Regions from separate parts of the Homo sapiens genome. Here region 1 is linked to region 2. The links are chromatin loops, found by intact Hi-C in ENCODE. Cell type or tissue: PC-9. All regions are shown on one strand. Each heading gives the region's core, and the rest is flanking DNA. Links, peaks and the distances in the headings are about the cores only.

The links. Peaks named below come from ENCODE experiments on the same cell type or tissue, not always from the same donor. Only the 100,000 strongest peaks of a DNase experiment are listed, where the experiment ranks them.
Region 1: it touches region 2 in a loop (3-fold over the local background); 3 of 110 quality-filtered maps call a loop at or near these places.

What each region holds. Positions count from the first base shown.
Region 1 is chr7:29,877,015-29,879,930 of GRCh38, forward strand. WIPF3 (WAS/WASL interacting protein family member 3) reads left to right here. Exons shown (of 9, transcript NM_001080529.3): 4 at 1,995-2,126. Among named protein-coding and RNA genes, the nearest start is that of WIPF3, 72 kb to the left of the region's middle. In PC-9, for the core only: CTCF peaks have their summits at 1,228 (motif pointing right) and 1,437; DNase peaks (open chromatin) are centred at 337 and 1,257.
Region 2 is chr7:30,274,736-30,277,651 of GRCh38, forward strand. The region is part of intron 2 of LOC124901607 (a long non-coding RNA gene); the gene reads left to right. All of the region lies in intron 1 of LOC105375218 (a long non-coding RNA gene), which reads right to left. Among named protein-coding and RNA genes, the nearest start is that of ZNRF2, 8.4 kb to the right of the region's middle. In PC-9, for the core only: CTCF peaks have their summits at 1,570 and 1,773; no DNase peak of the experiment used is centred there.

The sequences.
Region 1 (2,916 bases), core at 237-2,736, 400 kb before region 2:
TCCAAAAATCCCAAATCTGAAACTTTTTGAATGTCGACATGATGCCTCATGTGAATGATGAAGATGACGTTAACCCTGAAGAAAATGTGCCTCCAGGTGACATGGTGGAAATGTATGATGTGTTTACTGAAGGACAAGAGTAGCATACATTCATAACAGAACAAGAAATGATGTCAGTTTACAAAATCAGAGAGAGGCTTCTGAGACAAAAACCATTGTTGATGAAGCAGATGACTCTGGAGGAAACATTTTTAAAAGCCAGCTAGCAGAATGCTGCCTCAACTCTAGAGGACCTACTTCCTGGTCTCTCAGTGGTTTCTGATGTTTCTTCTCACCTAAAACAATGAGATCCAGTGTCCAGTAACCTTTAATCAAAACACAGCATCGCAGGAGACTGAAAGCCTGCCTTTGTTTGTTGCTGCCGTTGTCTAACAGCTGATCCGGGTATTCTGGTGATACTACTGTGTTGCTTAGTTACCTTGAACACATTATTTTTTTGCTGTGTTAATGGTATGCCATATTTTTAACTGCTAAGTACTTATGTGTGAAGAAGTGTAGGAAAATGATTGCTTATTGGTAGCATAGAAATTCAGTGTCAGGAATGATGGTAATGGACAAACCACAGATTGTCCACATGGGAGGCTGAGACGGTGACACCTTTGCTTTCTGATGGCTCCATGAACGCAAGCTTTGTTTTATGCACAAAATTATTTTAAAATATTGCATGAAATTAATATTTTATTAACTTCAGGCTGTGTGTAAAGGTACATATGAAACAAATACATTTCATGTTTAGACTTGGGTCCCATTCCCCAAGATATCGCATTATGTATATGTAAATATTTCAAAATTTTAAAAAAATCTGAAATACTTTGGTCCCAAGCATTTTGGATAAGGGATACTCACCCTGTAATGTAAGGTATTATTATGTCTTCCTATGTTTTGCTATGATGTGCGTGATGGTAATTCTTAAAGATAGTCCTAAAAATAGAATTATATCTCCTATCTGTAATTATAAATGTCAACACACAAGGATAGACAAATTTTTAAAGAAATATTTTCAACATTGAGAAATATTTTCAACATTGAGTACATTAAAAATTAGTTTCTGGTTAAACCCATGATCGAATTGGTTAAGCCTAATTAACAGGTAAATCAATTTCATTGAAACACTCACTTCCTAATCATTCTCATGAGTAAGTAATGTACAATATTAATACTCAGAATAATCTGGCCACTTTCATCCACCAGTGGGCACTGTGCCCTAATTTCTCTGTGCATATTAGCTTCAAGTTGTTAAATATTTTCTGCCAGGAATTCTTGTCTAAGCTGAGTATCTTCTCGTTTTCTGTAGTTGGTAATCACACATGTCTGGAAGGCTGGAGTTAGTGACACCTTTCCTCAGGGGCTCATGATCTTTCCGTTCCATAGATGAAAAGGTGCAGGGAGGTGCGAGGGGCTGGGGGCTTGAGGGCTGGAGAGACAGGAAGGAAACTGCCAGGGCACAGTCATGGCAGGCTTTACCTCCTGCCTGCTGTTCTGGTCAGCGCTCTGTGGACAAGAAGTTAAAATGACTGACTGAATTAAATCTGTGGGTTTTCTTTGTCTAGTCCTCCATAGCCAAGTTGAAAATAAGAGCAGCTCTACACCTACCACATTTGGGTTTTCTAATTCGAAGGTGCTGCCAGTTGCTCTGTTAGCATCTACAAAATGGCAGTGTTCAGGTCCCTTTGTTTTGGTCACTTTTCAGGGGAGCTGGGCACAGATGGTTAGTTCTTTGGTAGGACTGGAGAGGGCAGGGCATGTGAGTCTACAGGGTATCAAGGCAGAGGGTGCTTGGGGAGGATGCTGAGTGAAAGGATGACATTGGAGGTGGGAGAATGGGAAGGCTGACAAGGGCAGTGGTAGACCAGTGTTAGACCATGGTCTGAAATGAGACCTGGCTGCTCAGCTCTGCTCTCAAGTCCTTGCCTATTTGTGTCTTCTCTCTAAAGGTTCTAAAGGAACCAACAAAGAAGGAGGAGGTTCTGCAAACACACGAGGCGCGAGCACACCTCCCACCCTGGGAGATCTGTTTGCTGGTGGCTTTCCTGTATTGCGACCAGCAGGCCAGCGGGATGTAGCAGGTAAGGAAGAATTCATTCTGGCTCCCTTGTGGTCTGTATCTCCTTAACTTGTGGAACCATCTGGGCAATCCACACATGCCAGTAAGCAACATGGTTTTACTGAACGGGCATGATAGAGTAGAAGATCATGTTCTTGGGACCTTAAGCACTAGAAACTTCCAAAGTACAAAATGGTTCTTGAGAAATCTTTTAATTCATCATCCTGTTTAAATTATTCCATTGTAATAGCTTAAAAATGACTTGTAATAGTGTGTAATACTTAGTGATGGCGTGATGGTAGCCCAGACTGCAAAGTGTATATAAACAGAAGGTCCAAATTGTAATAGAACTTCATAGTGACATCACTGTGGATGCATTAGCAATGCATGAGTTGTAATGATTCGGTCATCATATCAGTTAGGTACTGCTGTGTAACGAAACACCCTAAAACTTAAAAGCTTTAAACAATCATTTTTTAGCCTACAATTCTGTGGGTTAGCAGCTTAGAGTAGTCTTGGCTGGGCTCCCTCTTGCATCTATAAAGAACTGCAGGTTGTGTAGGTAGCTTTGCTAATCTTATATTTCTCATATTTTTCCAACCTCTGGAGCCTCAGCTATAACCACTGGCCTGACTCACCTCTATCACGTGGTCTCTCAGTATCCAGCAGGCTGTCTGGGCCTTGTTTTCATGCCAGCAGCAGGGTTCCAAGAGAGAAGACAGAAGTATAAATAAAGTCTCTTGAGGCTTAGTCTTGGAAGTATTACTAGGATGTAACTTGGAAGTCTAAGAAGTATCACTTCCTACCACATT
Region 2 (2,916 bases), core at 306-2,805:
TAGCCGTCATTCTCCTTATTAATATTGGTCTAGACAGTATTTTTCACTTTTTCACCCCATCATTAGCAGTTGGGGGAAGTGGTGTTAAGAAACAGAGCAAGATTTATTATTAGTATGCCACCTGTTAAAAACTGTACTGGAGAAACCAGCTACGTGTACCTCTAAACGTACTGAAATGCTATGTTTTACCAGAGAAATTCTAGGTCATTTCTAATGCCTCCCCAGAATGTCAATGAATCACTATTTCAATTGATTACAAACTCTAAAAAGTAAAAACTCATCATTTTCAAAACCTTTGAATTTGCTGTTTGTACAGGTCAGGTCTGGAGTGCCTTCCTAAAAGTTATTTATTTTCCCCTTTTTCGCTTGCTTCACAGAAGCAACTGAATTCTGTCAGTGTTTTTAGCTCTCTCGTATATTTCTGAGAGTCAAAACTGCCTTAGGAGGTTTTTTGTTTTTGTCCTTTCTTTGCTAAGTCTGTATGTTTTTAATGCAGCACATGTTATTTTCTTGTCTGTATGATTTGCTTGAAGGTTTTGATATTTACATATTATGAAAGAAAATGTCCAAAGTGTATAAAAAACACATTCCTTGTAAAATCTGATTATTTCCTAATGTTCAGGTCTGTTTGTTTCGATGTGGAGGTTGTAGAAGTTTTTTGGCATTAGTATTCTAAACAGTTTAGTATTTGTTCATGTGTACATTTTGCCTATGAGAACGATGTGAAAACGTATCTGCATCCAATCATTTGATCAGTCCTGCAAAAGCTTCTTCCATTCCTACTGTTACTGATGCTGTCCAGCCTTCATTATTTTTTTAATTGAGGTAAAATAGACGTAACACAAAATTTACCATTTTAACCAATTTTAAGTGGTTTAGTGGCATTAAGTACATTCATATTGTTGTGCAGCCTCCTCATTCTTTTTCACCTGGGTTACTGCAACAACCTTAAAAATGCAGTCTTGCTTCTAACTGTGCCGCCATTAAGGAAGGAACTAGAAATCGTATCTCTGCTGACTTATTTTCATTGGTGTATAGAAGAAAAATGGAAAGACAGAAGAAGCATTCTCTGTCATTTCTTCTGTACCTTAGACTTCTGAGTTGCTGAAAATGAAATGCAGACAGTGTTCTCAGGGCCTAAAAAGGACAAGTACCTGCTGTACTGGTTCCATCCCCTGCTGCAGATCATTCCTTGCTCAGGACATTTCAGCCCAAGCATTTGTTCTGAGAACATATAGAAAATAAAAAAATTCACTTGGCATTAAAGGGTCTGGCCACTGCAAGCACAAAGAAGCTTTTAGCAGTAAATTCTATAGCTTTAAAATGTGCTGAAATGATCATTTCAAAAATTAAGAGGCAAAACTCTTAGATGGCCAAACTAAGTTTGTAAGTGAAACATAAAGAAGCCTGAACTGCTTTGGCCCCCACCAGGGCAGCTGAAATTGGCTGGTGTGCACTGAGTCTTCAAGCCCTCTTGGGGGGCAGTAGATGCATCAGAATTGAGGAGCCCACTGCTGCAAATAGCTTCAGTTGGAGCCTTTGGCAGTGCAGTTTTGTATCACTAGATGTCAGTGTGGACTTTCCCAACCTCCGCCTTCTTGCCTTTGCAGGAGGTGGACTAGACATCACTTGGGGGCCTTCCTCAAGTCCTGGCAAACATAAGGCTATTTTCAGAACTGTAATTTCACCAAATATTTTGTCCACCTACATATATTGACTTTTAAGAGTTCTAGAAAATACAAACAGAAACTTTGAACCAAAGGTTGTTCTTTTTAATGCTGTGCCCTTCTAATCTCAATGCTTACATTTGGAAGCCTGCTTACAAGGATGTTCCAAGGCCAGCAATGGAAAGTTCCATGCGGTTCTTTTGACAGCAGCATGCTAGCCCAGATACCTGCAGGCCTAGCTTCAAGAAAGCATGGCTCCCTACACTACCAGGGCTCAGGAGTGAGGGCAGGAAGTCAAGAAGAAGTGTATGTGATTAATGCCGGATGTGGTGGCTCAGGCCTGTAATCCCAGCACTACAGGAGGCCGAGGCGGGTGGATCACCTGAGGTCAGGAGTTTGAGACCAGTGTGGCCCACATGGCAAAACCCGGTCTGTATTAAAAATACAAAAATTAGCCGGGCGTGGTGGCACACACCTGTAATCCCAGCTACTCGGGAGGCTGAGGCAGGAGAATTGCTTAAACCCGGGGGGAGGAGGTTGCAGTGAGCTGAGATCGGGCCACTGCATTCCAGCCTGGGGGACAGAGCAAGACGCTATCTCAAAAAAAAAGAAAAGAAAAAAAAAGAAAAGTATATGTGATTAGCCACATAGGGATTTAGTGGCCATATTTATCAGATTTTTTTTCGAAGTAGTTTGTAATCAGCTGCCTTCTGAAACCTTAAAGAATAGTCATTGTATTAGTTTTCCCATTGCTGATGTAACAAATTATCATAAATTCAGTGGCTTAAAACAACACAAATTTATCTTACTGTTCTAGAGGTCAGAAGTCTGAAATGGGACTTAAGTTGACTCACCTAAAATTGAGGTGTCAGGAGGGCTGTGTTCTTCTTGGAGTCTCGGGGAGAATCCATCTCCTTGTCTTTTCCAGCTTCTAGAGGCCACCTGCATCCCTTGGCTGGTGGCCCTCTTCAGGCTTCAAAACCAACAATAGCCTTGAGCGTTTCTTTGAACCACTCTGACCCTGCCTGCCCCTTTTACTTTTAAGGAATCTTGTAAGCACCCTGGGACCACAGAGACCACCCAGGTCTAGCTCCCTATCTCAAGATTCTGAATTTATTGACAACTACAACGTCTCTCTTGCTTCAGTAAGGTAACATATTCAGAGGTTCCAGGGATGAGGACATGGACATTTTTGGGTGGGCAGAGGCAGCACTTTTCTGCCTACTACAGTCATTACTTTTAAAGTAAT